Linked DNA regions of Homo sapiens: all the other regions are linked to region 4. The links are chromatin contacts, found by Hi-C or POLR2A ChIA-PET in ENCODE. All regions are on one chromosome and are shown on one strand. Each heading gives the region's core, a stretch centred on a gene start or an enhancer-like site at or near the end of the contact. The rest is flanking DNA. Distances are from core to core; before and after follow the strand shown. Region 1 holds the start of LINC03011 (long intergenic non-protein coding RNA 3011). Region 2 has its middle 35 kb from the start of TPST1. Region 3 overlaps TPST1 (tyrosylprotein sulfotransferase 1). Region 4 overlaps TPST1 (tyrosylprotein sulfotransferase 1).

Evidence for each region. Hi-C counts contacts between places; a loop is a spot of excess contacts on that map. ChIA-PET counts read pairs that join two places held with the same protein, here RNA polymerase II (POLR2A). Pooled maps may share reads with other maps.
Region 1: a map of mammary epithelial cell shows a loop between it and region 4 (3-fold over the local background). The contact joins the promoter of LINC03011 here to the enhancer-like site in region 4. A Hi-C loop is called at or near these places in 1 of 168 maps with a recorded cell type or tissue (mammary epithelial cell). POLR2A ChIA-PET finds 5 or more read pairs at or near these places in 4 of 52 experiments (AG04449, HEK293T, HepG2 and 1 more).
Region 2: a map with no recorded cell type shows a loop between it and region 4 (2.2-fold over the local background). The contact joins two enhancer-like sites. A Hi-C loop is called at or near these places in 1 of 37 single-sample maps with no recorded cell type. POLR2A ChIA-PET finds 5 or more read pairs at or near these places in 3 of 52 experiments (A549, WTC11 and activated CD4-positive, alpha-beta T cell).
Region 3: a pooled map shows a loop between it and region 4 (2.8-fold over the local background). The contact joins two enhancer-like sites. A Hi-C loop is called at or near these places in 2 of 168 maps with a recorded cell type or tissue (Panc1 and ascending aorta) and 2 of 50 pooled maps. POLR2A ChIA-PET finds 5 or more read pairs at or near these places in 1 of 52 experiments (HCT116).

The regions. Positions count from the first base shown.
Region 1 is chr7:66,492,349-66,495,048 of GRCh38, forward strand. LINC03011 (long intergenic non-protein coding RNA 3011) reads left to right here and starts at 1,284. Exons shown (of 2, transcript NR_134573.1): 1 at 1,284-1,389. RefSeq lists an enhancer at 973-1,182.
Region 2 is chr7:66,169,432-66,172,131 of GRCh38, forward strand. No RefSeq gene overlaps it. Among named protein-coding and RNA genes, the nearest start is that of TPST1, 35 kb to the right of the region's middle. Within about 2 kb of position 1,385, at least 7 of the 41 ENCODE cell types and tissues checked have a DNase peak (open chromatin) inside an H3K27ac peak, as active enhancers do.
Region 3 is chr7:66,222,996-66,225,695 of GRCh38, forward strand. All of the region lies in intron 1 of TPST1 (tyrosylprotein sulfotransferase 1), which reads left to right. Among named protein-coding and RNA genes, the nearest start is that of TPST1, 19 kb to the left of the region's middle. Within about 2 kb of position 1,381, at least 2 of the 41 ENCODE cell types and tissues checked have a DNase peak (open chromatin) inside an H3K27ac peak, as active enhancers do.
Region 4 is chr7:66,358,414-66,361,113 of GRCh38, forward strand. It overlaps TPST1 (tyrosylprotein sulfotransferase 1), which reads left to right. Exons shown (of 6, transcript NM_003596.4): 6 at 1,482-2,030. Among named protein-coding and RNA genes, the nearest start is that of LINC00174, 41 kb to the right of the region's middle. Within about 2 kb of position 1,363, at least 3 of the 41 ENCODE cell types and tissues checked have a DNase peak (open chromatin) inside an H3K27ac peak, as active enhancers do; they include mammary epithelial cell, where a contact is called at or near this core.

The DNA of each region.
Region 1 (2,700 bases), core at 34-2,533, 130 kb after region 4:
AAAAGAGTCTCGCTGCAGGTATGATACAGGACAGGCTTGTCCCCAGGACCCGCCTGTCCCCAGGAAGAGGGAAGCCCAATGTCCCACCAGGTTGGCAGGGCTGGGGAAGGGAAAGTGTTATAGTAGCCCCAAGACTAAAAAGAGGCAGCAGAGGGAGCAGGACAGTGCTCCCATGGAACTCAAGCCGCTGCCTGAGTGAGGTGAGGGAAGAGTGCACCCACTGACATCAGGGGGCAGAGAGGTGCGGTTCCAGCGCGGCTTTTCCCCTTGCGTCTTGCCATGTGACTCTGATCCCCTCCAGGTGAGCCTGCCCACTTTGGGCCCAGGGTTGCCGCTGGGGCCTGTACCCAAAAGCAGCCCCCCATGGCCATGACCCCACTCCCAGGAGTGGGGCAGAGCAGGGAGGAGTCCTGGAAAGAGGAGACGCAGGGACAAGAAGGAATGGGCCTCAAACTCCAGGAGGGGGACCTTCTCATGGGTCCTGTTTTCTGGTCTCTCCTCGCTTACCCCTGGGCTGATCACCCTGGGAAGAACTGAGCCAAGGTTTCTCACCCTCAGGTCCAAGGGGTTCAATTACCGGGCCCTTAGGGAGATGCGAGCCCCCTAAAACGATGCAAAGTTCCTGGCCTAATTTTTATATTTTTAGTAGACATGGGGTTTCACCCATGTCTACTGATCGGAATGCCTCGAGCACACAAAATGTTGGAATTTACAGGCGTGAGCCAACGTGCCCGGCCAGCCCTATTTATTTCAGCCTATACATTTTGCACTTGTTAAAAGTATTTGAACATACAATTATCATGTTTTCTTTAAGCAGTCCCTCCCTGTTGTACACTTGGATAGTTTATTTTTTTAGACAAGGTTTACCTCCGTCTCGCAGGATGGAGTGCTGTGATGGGATCATAGCTCATTGCAGCCTTGAACCTTGGGGTTCAAGTATCTGGGAAGCTGAGGTGGGACTACAGAGATGGGGTCGCGCCATGTTGCCCAGGCAGCTCTTTAACTCCTGGCCTGAACGGATCCTTCCGCCTCGGCCGAGCCTGGACATAGTTTTCTAGTTTTGACCCACAGAAACACTGTGCTGGGTCGGAGTTTGTCAACCACCCTTCTCCAGCCAGCAACACACAGAACATGGCGGGGAAGTCGCGGTTACCAGGCTCCACTCCGAGGAAAAACCAGCGCAGCTCCAGGCACTGTAGCGCCACTGTGACGTCGCCGAAGGCCGGCGCTATTACGACGCCGGAAGGCCCGCGCCTGTGACGTCAGCTGAGGCGCGCCCCTGTGATATCTCACAGGCCCGCCCCTTCTGTAGAACCAATCGGAACTCGAGGCGCAGCGGCTGGGTATTCCAGGAGAGCGCATGCGCAGACGCATGGCCACAGACTGCCGGTCAGTGTCAGCAGGCGGTGGGTTAGGGTCCGCAGGCCCAGACCAGGCCGCCGACACCAATAAGCTACAAGGAGGAGCTTTACCGCTGCCTGTACTACTACTGCCTGCGCTACTTCCCAGCCTGCGGCGTAGGGCGCAGCAAGGGCCTGACGCTTAGCGAGCAGGCGCTGCGCACCAAGCGGCTGTCGCCTGGAGGGCACGTTCAGGCAGAAGCTCCTCAGTGGCCACAAGTCCGCTAGCTCCGGCTACAGCCCTTGCCGCACACTCGCGTCACCTGAGCCTGTGTAGGTGCGCCCCCCAACTCCTCCCCCAGCCAGGTCCCGGGGACGCCGGCAGCGTCCCCCACCCCTGGCGCCGCTCATCCTGGGCAGGATCGGCCCCGTCTGAGGCTGCACCGCATTAGGGAGCTGCACCCCTCGGCTTGACCTCTGATGGCCGTTGCAACAACATCAAAGCCTTTGGAACTTTGTAGGGGGTACGAGGGGCTAGGAAACCAAGAAAACATCTTTTTAAAAATATAAGCGATCGGGCCGGGCGCGGTGGCTCACGCCTGTAATCCCAGCACTTTGGGAGGCCGAGACAGGTGGATCACGAGGTCGGGAATTCAAGACCATCCTGGCCAGCATGGTGAATCCCGTCTCTACTAAAAATGCAAAAATTAGCCGGGCGTGGTGGCGGGCACATGTAATACCAGCTATTCGGGAGGTTGAGGCAGAGGCAGACAATTGCTTGAACCCGGGAGGCAGAGGCTGCAGTTAGCCGAGATCGTGCCACTGCACTCTAGCCTGGGCGACAGACCAAGACTCCGTCTAAAAAATAAAAAACTATATATATGTGTGTGTATATATATATATATATATGCGATGGAGCCCGGGAGGTTGAGGTTACTGTGAGCCGAGATTACACCACTGCACTTCAGCCTGGGTGACAGAGGGAGACCCTGTCTCTAAAAAAAAAATATATGCAAGTGAGAGCTTTTCTTCCAGTGCTCATGCTCAGACTGAAGAAAGTTATTGGGCCGGCCCAGTGGCTCACACCCGTAATCCCAGCACTTTGGGAGGCCTAGGTGGGCGGATCCCTTGAGCTCAGGCGTTCCAGACTAGCTTGGGCAACATGGTGAAATTCGGTCTCTACAAAAATACAAAAAATTATCTGGGCGTCGTGGTGGGCGCCTGTAGTCCCAGCTACTCAGGAGGCTGAGGCAGGAGAGTGGTGTGAACCCGGGAGGCGGAGCTTGCAGTGAGCGGAGATCGCTCCACTGCACTCCAGCCTGGGCCACAGAGCGAGACTCCATCACACACACACACAAAA
Region 2 (2,700 bases), core at 135-2,634, 190 kb before region 4:
GTAGAGACGGGGTTTCGCCATGTTGGCCAAGCTGGTCTCGAACTCCTGACCTCAGGTGATCCGCCTGCCTCAGCCTCCCAAAGTGCTGGGATTACACTATGTTGCCTGGGCTGGTCTCGAACCCCTGGCCTCAAGTGATCCTCCCACCTCGGCCTCCCAAAGTGTTGGGATTACAGGTGTGAGCCACTGCACCCTGCCCCCATTTTTAATTAACAAGCAATTTATGGGGAGATATTTGAGAGAAATATTCTCTTACCACATTTTTACTCACTACTCTTATATTCTAGTGATGATTCTTGCCTCAACCAATAGCTACTAGTTTTCAACACCAACCACATTCCAGGTGCTGCACTAAGGGCTCTGCATGCCTTATCCCTATGTCATAGAGGAGGAAACCAAAGGTGCAGAGTGAAAAAATGGCCCAGGCACTCCCAGGGAGCAAGTACTGGAGGCGGAGGCAGACAGCTGGGTGCAGTGGCTCACACCTGTAATCACAGCACTTTGGGTGGCTGAGGCAGGAGGATCGCTTGAGTCCAGGAGTTTGAGACCAGGCTAGCCAACAAAGTGAGTCCCCATCTCTACAAAAAAATTTTTCAGGGCCAGGCGCGGAGGCTCACGCCTGTAATCCCAGCACTTTGGGAGGCTGAAGTCGGGGATCAACTGAGGTCAGGAGTTTGAGACCAGCCTGGCCAACACGGCAAAACCCTGTCTCTACCAAAAATTACAAAAATTGGTTGGGCATGGTGATGCACGCCTGTAGTCCCAGATACTCAGGAGGCTGAGGCAAGAGAATCCCTTGAACCTGGGAGGAGGAGGTTGCAGTGACCCAAGATCGCGCCACTGCACTCCAGCCTGGGCGACAGGGTGAGACTCTGTCTCCAAAAAAAAAAAAAAAAAAAAGATGCAAGTCGACCTAGACCTGTCTGCTCCAGAGCTAGAGATCACGTGCTTGGGCTTGGGAAGCAAGTGTTTGCTGGGAACTCGAAACGCCCAAGCATCAGATCTATTGAGCAATCCTGTTTCTAAAGCTCCTTCCCCGTGGTTCCCAAATACCCCTGACCAAGGAGGAGGATGGAGCAAGTAGACTTTAGGGCTGGGGGCTGTGACATGCTGGGTATGGCTTGCAGCCAAGAGTCAATCTTCCCTTCACTCCCCCTAGAGTACTAGCTACTCAGAATGAGCCTCTGTTAGAAGCTTCGTGGGTCATTAATTACATGTCTGCCGTGTCCTGCGTGCACGGCTGGGTCAGTGGCTGTGTTCGTAGAACCGGAAGACCCATGTTGTCCTTGCACAGGGCAGGGGCAGAGAGTCCCAGGAACCTGGTGGGTTCTGGGTTAAATGCTCTCTTTTTCCCCCTTGTGGGGCCTTAGCTGGAAGGGCCAGAACATGGGCAGGGTGGGGTCCTGGGGGCAGGGAGCCAGAGTCTTGAGTCATAGGGACACCAAGGAGTCAGGGCCAGGGCAGGGTGCGCTGAGCCAGGGAAACCAGAGGACAGCCAAGGTCTGAATGCTGGGAGATGCGGAAGTCACCGATGCAGGCGAGGTCACAGGAGGGGACTGCAGTCAGGATTGGAGCCAAGAACAAGCCCCGGTGAGCCAGGATCACATAGGACCAGGGCAGCAGAGCCTGAGCATGTATTTGCAGATCTCTGATGCTGGAGGCTTGCTCACCCTCTGGCCCACCCTCAGCCCTCATGTAATATGAGGAACAAATGTATGTTGTAAGCCACTGGAATGTTGGGGTTGTTTGTTACTGCAGCAAAAACTGACTAAGAAGCAGCTTAATGAAAAGAAAACAAAAAATACACCACCTCCTCAAACCAAAGCTCTCTTGTGAACATTCCTTCATTCATTTATTTTGGGGGATGGGGTCTCACTCTGTTGCCCAGGCTGGAGTGCAGTGGTGTGATCTCGGCTTACTGCAACCTCCACCTCCCAGGCTCAAGTGATCCCCCCACCTCAGCCTCCCAAGTAGCTGGGACCACAGATTTGCACCACCATGCCCAGCTAATTTTTGTATTCTTTGTAGAGATGGAGTTTTGCCCTGTTGCCCAGGCAGGTCTCGAACTCCTGAGCTCAAAGCAATCCACCCCCATCGGCCTCCCAAAGTGTTGGGATTACAGGCCTGAACCACTGCGCCCAACCTATGCATTCTTGTGAACATTTAAACAATACGGATGTATATAAAATAAAACATGAAGTTCTGGCAGGGCGTGGCAGCTCATGCCTATAATCCCAGCACTTTGGGAGGCTGAGGTGGGAGGATCACTTGAGCCCAGGAGTTGGAGACCAGCCTGAGCAACATAGTGAGACCCCATCTCTACAAAAAATAATTTTTAGAAAAGCATTGCATAGTGATGCATGCCGGTATTCTCAGCTATATGGGAGGCTGAGCTGGGAGGATCACTTGAACCCTGGAGGTTGAGGCTGCAGTGAGCTGTGATTGCACCAATGCACTCTAGCCTGGGTGACAGAGTGAGGCCTTATCTCAGGAAAACAAAAACAAAAAAAACACATAAAATTCCTCTTCATCTCCCTCCTGATCCTGAAGGAGTCATCATTGATAACATTTTGGTGTATATACTTTCAGAGAGCCAAGTTTTGAAATGGCTGTTTACTAATCTTAGTGAAATAAAATTCACACTTATGGATGCAGGAATTAACAGAAGAAAATATGTCAAGACACATAAAAATGATAAGA
Region 3 (2,700 bases), core at 131-2,630, 140 kb before region 4:
ACTGAAGCTTAATGATTTATCTAGTGCCATGTGACTAAGAAAAAACTGATTCCAGACTAGAGCCCAGGTCTTCTGACTCTAATACACCAGGCTTCTTTTACATTAATTCAATGCCATCTTCTCTTCTACTTTTTCTATTCAGTTACTTTTCATTCTAAAGGTTATGAGGGGCTGGGTGTGGTGGTTCATGTTTGTAATTCCAGCACTTTGGGAGGCTGATGTGGGAGGATCACTTGAGGCCAGGGGTTCAAGACCAGCCTGGGCATCATAAGGAGGCCTTGTCTCTACAAAAAAGAAAGAAAGAAAGAAACAAAAAATTAGCCAGGTATGGTTTGCATGCCCCTGCAGTCCCAGCTACTTAGGAGGCTGAGGTGGGAGGATCACTTGAGCCCAGGAGTTGGAGGCTGCAGTGAGCTATATGCCATTGCACTCCAGCCTGGGTGACAGAGTAAGACCCTGTCTCAAAAAAAAAAAAAAAAAAAAAAAAGTTACAAGTTTGGTAGAAAAATGGCATAAACTTGAGTTACCGAATAAGAATATATAATTTGAAGAAATTTGCTTTCTTTGTTCCTCATCATGGGTGGTCTAAACAGATTATAAACATGAACTTGATGAATCTAAAAGATAAATAGTTTAGCCAACAATGATTTCCTGATTTATAGGTCTGAGAAGTTTGGAACTTGGTAACTTCAATTTTTTATTTTGTTTTATTTCATTTTAACTCTTTATTATGAAAAATTTCAAACATATCCAAAATAGAGACTGCTATATTGAGCCCTCAAGTGCCCATCACTCAGCTTCAACAGTGAGCTCATAGCAGTCTAATTTCATATATACCCTCCACACATTCCTGCTCTCAGATATTTCTGAAGCAAAGCCGAGACATCATTTCATTTAACTTGAACCTTTACAGATGTTTTGCTTTAGTTTAACTTGTGCTCCTGTCTCCATTTGTGTTCTAGGCATTAGGTCCAGTTCTTGGTATGGGTTTTTTTGAAGTTCACTGCTCCTTTAAGTAGTGAGTATCAGCTGACTTTCAAAGATTGTCAGCTGTGTATACCATATTCTTCTTGCCATTTGCTACTCGTTAGTGGGTCTGGTGCCAGCCCCTAACGTGCAGCTAGGAAAAGGTGTTCCCATGTTGATGCTCTGACCATGAGCTGACATAAGAATGGCTCTTGCAACAATGGTTTCATTTAGGTCAGATTTGAAGTCTGTACTGCATGGCAAAGCTGTCATTCAAAATCAGTCTCTGTGCATTTATTCATTGGCAAGTTCAAGCATGTGATAAAATTATTTTTCCTTTTGCTAACAGGCTAGAAGTAAATGGAGAAACCAGATACAGACTGGACTTTAGTCAGCAGGCACAGTGGTATTGGCTGTTGCTGTTTGCCACGTTGGTTGGCATCATGAATGGGTATGAGAGGCAAGGAACTAGTGATTAACAAAGGAAAGACAGCTTTTAGGGGCGTTGTTACATTCCTGTAATTTATCTTTTGCTAGGACATGTCCCCAGCATCTCTTTGGACCTAGAATATAGCCATGTTCCTGATTATAACAGCAGGGTGTGGTGAATGTGCTCTTGAGTGTGTGTACCTGGGCCTGTGTGTGTGCACTGGGTGTTGGGCATGGCCTTGCTGGCTGCTGACCTCTGTATCTCTACTTTTGTTGACTGATCCTGTTTTTGGTTAGCAATCTTAGTTTATAAAATTTGCAAATATGTAAGTATAGAAATGTAATGTCAGCACTCTCTTCTCTAAGGCATTATTTCTAGGAGTCTATTTCATTTGGCCTGCTGGGAAAGAGCAGTTCTATTAATAGTGATTCCTCAGATACGTTTATTGCAGTGTTTCAGTGCTTTTTCTCTCCCCTGGAGATAAAACTGAGCCTGAACATTCTGGTATTCTTTTTTTTTTTTTTTTTTTTTTTTTTTTTTTGTGAGATGGAGTTTCACTCTTGTTGCCCAGGCTGGAGTGCAATGGCACGATCTTGGCTCACCACAACCTCCACCTCCTGGGTTCAAGCGATTCTCAAGCCTCAGCCTCCTGAGTAGCAGGGATTACAGGCACGCGCCACCACGCCTGGCTAATTTTGTATTTTTAGTAGAGACGGGGTTTCGCCATGTTGGCCAGGCTGGTCTTGAACTCCTGACCTCAGGTGATCCGCCTGCCTTGGCCTCCCAAAGTGCTGGGATTACAGGCATGAACCACCGCACCCGGCCCATTCTGGTATTCTTTTTAGATCAACCTTAGCTCTATAAATGTCCTAGTTGAGAAAATATTGATCTGCTGTCTGAAAATACAGCAAAGTGGAGTTTAAAAGTAATGGAAAGAGGGCCTGGCACAGTGGCTCACGCCTGTAATCCCAGCGCTTTGGGAGGCTGAGGCGGGCGGATCACCTGAGATCAGGAGTTCAAGGCCAGCCTGGGCAACATGGTGAAACCTCATCTCTACTAAAAATACAAAAATCAGCTGGGCGTGGCGGCACATGCCTGTAATCCCAGCTACCGGGGAGGCTGAGGCAGGAGAATCACTTGAACCCAGAAAGCAGAGGTTGCAGTGAGCCGAGATTGTGCCATTGCACTCCAGCCTGGGTGACAGAGACTCAGTCTCAATAAATAAATAAATAAAAAGAAATAAAGTAACGGATAGAGGCCATGTTTGTGTGTGTGCATGCACACGCACACGTGTGTAAACACAC
Region 4 (2,700 bases), core at 113-2,612:
TTTTATTTGCATATATATAAGATGATATATATATAACAGATACGCTAAATTATATATACATCTATATATAAAATTGTATTCAGTTCTCAAACCACTCTGGCAAGCTGGTAGTATTCCTGTTTTGCTAGTGAGAAAACAGGTTGAATGTGACTTGCGGTGCGTTGATGGATTATAGACATAAGAAGCACATGGACGCTGGTCCGTCATGTCAAAATCCCAGATGGCAGCAAGCTGCTAATATTGACAGGTTCTAGGATTCAGGTTTCCTTTTTGCTGAGGAGCAAATGCTGAATGTTAGTCTTATGCCCTGTGGGTCTGCATATTTAACAGCAGTTATCAGGCCTTGGCTAATTTTGTTTATACAAAATGCTTTCAAACTTCATAGGTAATCTCCCTGCCCGCCCCACCAAACACACACAAGGCCTCATTTCTTTACCAGCGTGTTGTAGGATGGACCGCATCAGCAGTTGCCTCTGCAGCATTTCACCCTGGCTTGTGTGTGGAGGTTGGGAGGGGCCAACCTGTGCTGAGGAGGACTCAGGAGAACTGGGGACACAGCAAAGCCCTTAGGATGGATACTATCTTTCTTATCTTTTGGGTCCCTTTGGCATTTCAATAACAGTATCTGTGTTCTCTGGAGCTTCCTTTAAAGAACCTTAGGATCCATTTCTTCACGTGAGGAGGAATCAGGGTGCTGACCCCTGGACACTTAAAGAACCTTAGGACCCATTTCTTCACATGAGGAGGAATCAGGGTGCTGACCCCTGGGACACTTAAAGAACCTTAGGACCCATTTCTTCACATGAGGAGGAATCAGGGTCTTGACCCCTGGACACTTAACCTTAGGACCCATTTCTTCACATGAGGAGGAATCAGGGTGCTGCCCCCTGGACACTTAAAGAACCTTAGGACCCATTTCTTCACATGAGGAATCAGGGTGCTGCCCCCTGGACACTTAAAGAACCTTAGGACCCATTTCTTCACATGAGGAGGAATCAGGGTGCTGCCCCCTGGACACTTGAAGAACCTTAGGACCCATTTCTTCACATAAGGAGGAATCAGGGTCTTGACCCCTGGACACTTTAAGAACCTTAGGACCCATTTCTTCACACGAGGAATCATGGTGCTGACCCCTGGACATCTGGTGCCCCTGACAGTGCCCCCACAGTAGCAACAATAGCAGATGACAGTCAGTTATTTAGAAATGGGCAGGAGCAGCCCTGGTTTTGGCCATCTGCTTGCTTTGCACCCAGCAGCTACTTGCATGCATCTGAAAGCACCAGAGTGAGGGTGTGTGTGCCTCCCAGGCAGTCTTCCTGAGGCAGCTGTTCTCAACATCCATCCTCCTGGCCCCTGATCTGCAGGAACCTCCCCAACCGCCTGGCTTGTCTAGGCCTGTAGCTGGGAAGGAAGAGACGAAGACACAGGGAGAACACACCGGGACTCCACACCTGTAACCACATTCTGTTTGTTCGCCCTAGGAAAGATTGCTGCCTTTTCAGCAGAAGGGAAATTCCTAGGATTGGCTGTCCCCTGCCAAGCTTGGTGGAGCGTCTGCACCTTGGCTGCGCCGCCTGTGCATTTGCCAGTTTCCTCCCACTGAGAGGATGGAGGTGTCCGCACAGCTTTGGGCCTCGTGAGGGATCTGCCTCCTGAGCAAAGAGCTCTTGATCCCGATTTCATGCACAGCCCTGCAGTAAGGAGCCCAGAAGGAACATGTGTTTCCTGTTAAAACTCCTCTTGTTCTCTTTTCTTACATTATGACGTTTGTTTTCAAGGAGAGGGTTTAAAAATGGGATCCTGTAAGCAGACTTGGGCAGTCTCCTTTTGAAATAGGTTGTCTGTACATGTTCTAATGTTTTGTAGAACACGTGTGCCTGTTTAAGTGTATTGATGTGAATAATATTAAATATCCTAATTATTTAATTCATTGTATTGTTTCTGAGAAGTTGGGAAATTACCATTATACATTTACAACCTAATGACTTTTGTATTTTATTTTTCAAAATAAAAGCTTTCAATGTGAAGCATTCTGGTAGTTACATGTTTTCATTAATGTGATTTCAGAGAAGCACAGACCTTATCAGATGCTGATGTGATAAACCAAAGTTTCCTTGGTTGGCTGTATTGTAGATACTCCCCTGGAGCCATCACCTTTTTTTGGAGGGGGGTGGTGGGTAGAGGCAGGGTCTCGCTACATTCCCCAGCCTGGGCTCAAACGATCCTTCTGCCTCAGCCTCCCAAAGTACTAAAATTACAGGTGTGAGCCACGGTGCTTGGCCTGCATTATCATTTTGTAGTGAAGTTTTCTTTTTATTTCAAGAGAGAACCTATTGCCATCCACTTTGAGAATCCTGTTCTATTTCATGCTTGCAGACTGTATTTAAGGACATGGAAGTTACTATTTCCACTTGTTTTCTAGAAGCCTTTGTTATGAAACCCAGGATGTCCAGATAGTAGTAATAATTCCCATATTGAGTGTGTTCACATATGTGCCAGCCATGAAAAGGGTATATAACATGTTATCCCATCTCTGCCCCAAAACTTGTACCTATCCATTTAGGTCATATCCATATCAGTAACTGCAGTATTTTCTACTGTCACTTGAGCCAGAAACTGAAGAGTCACACTTGATTTCACCCTTTTCCTCCCTCTTTCCATTCGCATCCAAGATCTTTGATCCTACCTTCAACGTATTTT